Linked DNA regions of Homo sapiens: region 1 is linked to region 2. A link is a contact called in ENCODE Hi-C or POLR2A ChIA-PET data. All regions are on one chromosome and are shown on one strand. The core of a region is the stretch at or near the end of the contact, and the rest is flanking DNA. Distances in the headings are between cores, read along the strand shown.

Evidence for each region. Hi-C counts contacts between places; a loop is a spot of excess contacts on that map. ChIA-PET counts read pairs that join two places held with the same protein, here RNA polymerase II (POLR2A). Pooled maps may share reads with other maps.
Region 1: a loop to region 2 is called in a pooled map, with 4 times the contacts of the local background. The contact joins the enhancer-like site here to the promoter of RBX1 in region 2. A Hi-C loop is called at or near these places in 2 of 50 pooled maps. POLR2A ChIA-PET finds 5 or more read pairs at or near these places in 3 of 52 experiments (HEK293, Panc1 and activated CD4-positive, alpha-beta T cell).

What each region holds. Positions count from the first base shown.
Region 1 is chr22:40,590,866-40,594,253 of GRCh38, forward strand. All of the region lies in intron 2 of MRTFA (myocardin related transcription factor A), which reads right to left. Among named protein-coding and RNA genes, the nearest start is that of MRTFA, 44 kb to the right of the region's middle. RefSeq lists a silencer at 2,580-2,874 and an enhancer at 2,720-2,919. Within about 2 kb of position 1,951, at least 4 of the 41 ENCODE cell types and tissues checked have a DNase peak (open chromatin) inside an H3K27ac peak, as active enhancers do.
Region 2 is chr22:40,949,276-40,952,972 of GRCh38, forward strand. RBX1 (ring-box 1) reads left to right here and starts at 2,103. Exons shown (of 5, transcript NM_014248.4): 1 at 2,103-2,201. The coding sequence starts at 2,124. RefSeq lists enhancers at 1,065-1,655, 2,170-2,379, 2,835-3,423 and a silencer at 1,540-2,119.

The DNA of each region.
Region 1 (3,388 bases), core at 701-3,200, 360 kb before region 2:
GCTCACAGCTGTAACCCCACCACTTTAGGAGGCCAAGGCAGGCAGATCACAAAGTCAAGAAATCAAGACCATCCTGGCCAACATGGTGAAACCCCGTCTCTACCAAAAAAATACAAAAAATTAGCCGGGCGTGGTGGCACGCGCCTGTAGTCCCAGCTACTCAGGAGGCTGAGGCAGGAGAATTGCTTGAACCTGGGAGGTGGAGGCTGCAGTGAGCTGAGATCGCGCCACTGCACTCCAGCCTGGCGACAGAGCGAGACTCCGTCTCAAAATAAATAAATAAATAAATAAATAGCAAATGAAGTGAACAGAAAACCCAGAAATAATAACGAGCTCTTACTGAGAGGCCTGAGGCATTATAAAATAACAACTTTCCACTCCGGCCTGGGCAAAAGAGCGAGACTCCGTCTCAAAAAAAAAAAAAAAGATAACAACTTTCAAAGAAAAAAATAACTTTGAATAAAAGCTAAATCCCTTCTTTTCAAGGTTACACTTTTTAAAAAGTGTTGAGAAAATGTAATAAAAATAACAAAAGAGTGGTATGTTTGACCAGTAATAAGAAACTAATATATAAAGAAGAGGAGGAAAGAAGACGTGCAATACGCAGAGTGGTGGAAAACTTCATGAGTGGAAGATTAAATCCGATGCAGAACTTAATAAAATGTGCGCCTTACTTCAAAGGAAGTTTAAAAATGGTGTTTACAAGGGATCTTTCTGGGGTATTGGAAATGTAATACTGGAGTGGGGTAATGGTTGCACATCTCCACAAAATTACTAAAAATAAACTGTACACTTCAAACAGGTAAATTCTGTAGTATATAAATTATACCTCAAAGTTATTTTTAAAGAACTAACATTTGTTCAACAAAGAAGGAAAAATTATATTAAGTTTATCTCACTAAACCATAAAAAGGAAGTGGCCAAGAGGAAAAGTACAGTAATTCATTCAATAGACAGAAAAATAAAAATGGAAAAATGCATAGATTAAGAAATGTTAATGTGTCCATTTCAGCCCTTGAAAGGACAGTATAGTATCTCCAGGTAATTCTGCTGCTCTTAACCAGATTTTCTTCTTTCATAGATATATGCACAAGTCCAAAGGAGAAGGAAGACTTCAGTTTAATTGCATATCACCTAGGAAAGAGCTGAACAATTTATTCTGACCCCCAATTACTGCATGACTGAAAGACATAGAGATGGTATCTCCCATGAGAGAAGAATTTCAAGAGAAAATTTAAAAACAGAAAATCAAATTTATAATTGTTTTAAAAGAATGTGTGGGCCAGGCATGGTGGCTCATGCCTGTAAATCCCAACACTTTGGGAGGCCGGGGTAGGAGAATTACTTGAGGCCAGGAGTTCAAGACCAACCCGGACAACACAGTGAGACCTCAGTCTCTACAAAAAAAAAAAAAAAAAAATTATTTTTTTTAATTAGCCAGGCGTGGTGGCACACACCTGCAGTCCTAGCTACTCCGGAGGCTGAGGCAGAAGGATCACTCGAACCCAGGAGGTCAAGGCTACAGTGAACTGTAAATGTTCCACACTGCACTCCAGCCTGGGTAATAAATCAAGACCCTGTCTCTTAACTTAAAAAAAAAAAAAAATCTGTGGACATTTTTTTTTTCTTTTTTTTTTTTTGGAGACAGGGTCTCACTCTGTCACCCAGGCTGGAATGCAGTGATGCAATCACACCTCACTACAGCCTCTACCTCCCAGGCTCAAGCAATCCTCCCACCTCAGCCTCTCTAGCAAATGGGACTACAGGCACATGTCACCATGCCTGGCTAATTTTTTTTGGTGTTTTTTGTAGAGACAGGATTTCACCATGTTGCCCAGGCTGGTTTCAAACTCCTGGATTCAAGCAATTCATCCACCTCAGCCGCCCAAAGTGCTGGAATTACAGGCATGAACTACCACACCCAGCCTGGTAATTTCTTTACAAGCATAATGACAAGAGTCAATTCCCTCAACCAGGTGAAACAGCCAAATGGGGAATTTTCTTGGTATTTTTGAAGAAAATTAATTTGCATTGGCTCAGGGACTTTTGCAGAAGTTTCCCAAAACAGCAGTACTGTACTTTTTTACTCCATTTGCAGATACAGAGATCAAGCAAAACTGCACCTATAAACAACCCCAATCCACACTTGCTTTGAGCTCTGAAAATATTAACCTACACTGACCTCTCCTGCACCAACTTCAGCAAATCCTAGGTCAAGAGCCTCAACTTCCCAAAACAGCACAGGTGTCTCTAATTTCAAACCCGCCAGTCTCCACCCTGCCTTTGGCTAATCAGTAGCAAGCCCCCAAAAAAAGAAAAAAATTAACTCATATAATTATTCTTTCCTTCTCCAGAAAACAAATGAAGTAACATAAAACACTACAAAATTCTATTTCCTCTAAATGGCTATTATAAATAGTTCAAGACACTGAGTCACAATATTATTCACCTAGACTTGAAAAGCTGTAATATCAATGAACTTGATATATTTCAGTAAAAGAACATACATGAAAATTTACAGTACAATGCCTAACTCCAGCAGGAATTCAATAAAAGTTGGTACCTTTCTTTACTTTCCATTAATTTTATCACACAGTATTTCCATGGAATAGTTTATTACCCCAATATAAAAGTAGAACAATAGAAAAAAGATAATTTACTGACCACACAGATCACACCCAGAAAATTCAGACCACTAGATGATGACAAAGGATTCATTTACAGAAGTTTAACTTTAATCTACCGTCTCCTCCTCCTTCCTAGACAGCAGCGTCAATTCCAAGGCCATGTTCCTTCTGCTATAGGAAGTGGCTACACTGTTTTTCCCTGTAGCAATGTACTAATCTCTTCTTTGTGACTGAGAGAAAGCCAGTCTCAAGAACCTGTGCTAAGTGTAGATGCAGCAAGAGTCCAGACTGACATCAACCCATAGAACCCCACACACAAGTTTACAGGATTCCTGGTTGGGGAGTTCCGTTTTGACTGTCAAGTTTACTCTGCAACTGAGCCAGGTCTCCTGTACCAATAAGCAACGGGAATCTCAACATACTTATGGTGGTAGAAAACTAGAACTACATGAACTAGCAGTAGCCTTTACCTTGACAGGAAATATTCTGACAGAAATAGTTTTGCAGAGCTGCGTGAACTGCCATCTATAGCTCTTTTTGCAGGCACCTGACATAAGACAGATACATAAGCCAAAGCTCTATCTGGTGTACTTTTGTTCAGGCCCAGGAGCTTAAGATAGGAACAAAGCATGTTGTGTCAAATCAAACTCTAGTGGTTACAGATGGACAGATCCTGTCATCAGTAACAAAATTTACAGTTGCCAGTAATGGCCTGGCTACTGTCTAGTCAGGTCCTTTGTTGCATTTAGTCTACCATTCAC
Region 2 (3,697 bases), core at 853-3,352:
TCTTCTGTTTAAAACAGAACCTGGTAAATATCAATACTTTTATTGAATGATTGATAAATATGTCTTCAAGACCTTAATTTACAATGGGTTTCTAGTATTCCTGTCAGGGCCTGTAGGCACACAACAAATTAACAACAGAAATTTTAACAAAGTCATTAAAACTTGGGCTAAGAAAAACTTTGTAGGGTTCTTGTAGCCCTTTAAGGTCTCACACAATTTTTCTTTCCAAGTCTGGATAAAGCTGTGGTGGTCTTTTCCCGGATCTGTTGTTGCTGTTTATAACTAACAAACAAATCTCAGTTCTTTCTCTTTTATTATTTTTTTTGGGGGGGAACGGAGTCTCGCTCTGTCACCCAGGCTGGAGTAGAGTGGCTCGATCTCGGCTCACTGCCACCTCCACCTCCCGGGTTCAAGAGATTCTCCTGCCTCAGCCTCCTGAGTAGCTGGGACTACAGGCGCGTGCCACCACACCCAGCTAATTTTTGTATTTTTAGTAGGGACGGGGTTTCGTCATGTTGGCCAGGCTGGTCTCAAACTCCTGACCTCAGGTAATCCACCTGCCTCGGCCTCCCAAAGTGGCTCCCAGGCGTGAGCCACCGCGCCCAGCCTATTCTTTCTCTTTAGCAATAGAGTCAGCACGCTCCATTACCCGCCAGTTATCTTTTAAGAGAAAATACAAGGCTTCAAATGCACCTGTACGACATCTAAGAGTGCTCTGGCAGAGTCACACCTCTGCAAGGTTAGAGATGTCAAAGGGAGTCCTGGTCTAGCCAGAAATGGGAGAGTGACAAAGTACAGGTGCTTGGGTCGGGTGGGATGGCTCACTCCTGTGATCCCAGCACTTTGGGAGGCCGAAGTGGGAGGATCACTTGGGCCCAGGAGTTCGAGACCAGCCTAGGCAACATAGTGAGACCTTGTCTCTATTTTTTAAAAAAATTAAAAAAGAAAAAAAAAAAAAGCGGCTCTAGCACTTTGGGAGGCCGAGGCAGGCGGATCACCTGAGGTCAGGAGTTCGGGACCAGCCTGGCTAACGTGGTGAAACCCCGTTTCTACTAAAAATACAAAAAATTAGCCGGGCGTGGTGGCGGGCGCCTGTAATCTCAGCTACTCGGGAGGCTGAGGCAGGAGAATCGCTTGAATCCTGGAGGCGGAGGTTGCAGTGGGCCGAAATCGCGCCATTACACTCCAGCCTGGGCAACAAGAGTTAAAAAAGAATGCCTCACAAAAATTCAAGAAATACAGCGACTGCAGATGGGTCGGTTTCACTACAGCACAAGCAGCGGAAAAAGGACACAGATCGGGGAGAAATCACCCTACAAAGATGACAACTGAGGAATGCGGAGTGGGGACTGACACACGTTACGGTGAAACCGTGCACCACGACCAAAGGCGGTCCTAGGACTGCGACTATGTGGGCGCAGAGGCCACCCCCCAGGCTTGGCGGGCGAGTAAAGGCAGGGCTGGGGGCCTGCTCAGTGTGGCCTTAGGGAGGAACTTCGGGGGTCTCCTCTCTCCCCATCGAATCCCTGAGCAGTTCCCGAACAGAAATCGGAGACCAGACGGTGCCTGGGCCCCAGCCCTCCCACGGGGACTGCACCTTGGGCCTGGCTCGGAAGCGGGTCAGAGTCTGCGAAAGACCAGCGAGGACTCTTGGGTTTCGGGGCAGGCCGCGGGCGCCCACCCACGCCAGCACCGGGAGCCGCGCGGCGACTCGGCGAGCCCGGCAGGCAGGACAGGACTGCGGCGCAGGTCTGGCTCAGGCGGAGGAAGCAGCCGCCGCCCCAGCTGACGGAGTGCGGCCGGGGGCTTCCCAGAGGAGGCGGCGACGTCGAGCCCTTTCGAACGTTTCCACCCGGCTAGCTCACGTAGCCTCGGCCCCGCCCGGCCCCGCCCGGCCCCGCCCCACCCACTCCGGCCACCGCCCCCTCCCCGGCCTACAGTTCGCGGGTGGGGCGACCTGCGACAGCCCCTTTAAGAGGCGTGGTCACGTGCTCCGCCCCCACCTCCGCCTCGCGCGCCAGTAAGGGGTGGGGTGCGGGAGGAGGTGCCGGGGAGGTGGGGGGAGCGAAGTGTGCGCTGCTGCGCAGGCGCGGTGGTCGGACGACAGACCGTGTGTTTCCAAAATGGCGGCAGCGATGGATGTGGATACCCCGAGCGGCACCAACAGCGGCGCGGGCAAGAAGCGCTTTGAAGTGAAAAAGGTTGGGTCTCGCCAGCGCCTTCCTCAGGGAAGCTAGAGAGGCGCGGATCTGGCTGGCAGGCCCGAGGATGGTCGAGGCGCGGAGTAAAGGGTTTCATTTCAGGGCGTTCCTGGGACCGGGTACCACGAAAGGAAGCCGGGGGGCGGGTCTTAGAGTTGATCGGCGTGACGGCGGCCCACTGTTGGGGGAAGTGTTGGTTTCGCTGTGAGGCTAAGGGGCCAATCACAGAGCTGCTTATTGAGATACGCGGGGTTGCGACTTGGCGGCGGGAGCCAAGCGCTTGAGCTGTCACTGGAGTGGTTGAGAGGTGGGGGAAGGACAGGGTAGGGTGGGGTGGGGTGGGTGGAATGGGGAGTCGAAGCGAATGCGGCGGTGGAGGATGGGGCAGTGCGGCGAGAGCCTGGAACCTGAGGTCCTACCGCATTAGAGGCCTCTGAGGACCCCCCTTGGTGATCTTGCTCCGCCCCTTTTTGAAGCTTGGGGTCCTCTCACTTGGAGGGGTCCTCTCACTTGGAGGGATCCTCGCTGAACCGAGGCCTCACACTGCCTGGTTAGAGTCTGGAGTGTAATGCTTGGCTCTTCTGAGACGTCTGTTGGCTTTTCACACAACCACCCCACTCTTGGGTTCTCTGTCACGTCCAGAATCTCCCCCTTCCAAAATAATAATAAAAAGCATGGTGGAACTTGTTAAGAAAATCCGAGCCCAAATCCTGTGGCAGTTAGGGAGGGTTGAGTACTAGTCGCGAACGACTTGGTAAGCGTGGGAAAGCAAAAATGGAACGTGTCTTTTTGCATGAAATGCCTTTTAGTGGTTTGCCACAGTTTGGGAGAACAGTATCGATTCTCACCTAACATGAAAGCTGTTCAAAATGGAGATTCTAAAATAGGGAAGATATTCCTAGAACATCTGGCTAAACACTGACAATATCCCCCGTCCTAGTGCTTTTTGGTGTCTCATTGTGGCCACTGCTGCTCAGTTACAGCCAGCAGCCATATTGAAAAATAATAGAAGTAGGGGCTTTTCCTCCACCTTGAAGCTGTGATGTGAAAAGTGGTAAAGAAGTTACTAGGCACTGAGAATGGGGTTTGAAAGCGAAGAAGGTTTGGGAGTATTTGTAATTGAGGAAGCCAGAGTTGAATGAATGAAATTCTGTTAAACTCTTACTGGAATTATTATCTTAATAGAAGAGTCTAAACATATAAAAGTTGAGAACATCAGTTTATTTTATGGTAAGAATCAAAATTCTAGTGAATTGTAGAATTTGTTATGAAGTAATCTAAGATTTAAGTGATGACCTTGTTCTGTGTACTGACACGGGTATTTAATTATCCAGCTTATCCCATGATTACCCATTTTATGATCCAGTCATTATCTTAGTTCATTCTGTTCTCTAGCTTTCACTTCATTGCTCATGCTTCCAGAGCTGTGTAGAGCAGATACTTATTCAGATTTTGAGCTCTTCTGCAACTGCCACCAAAACCTGCACAGAAATTCA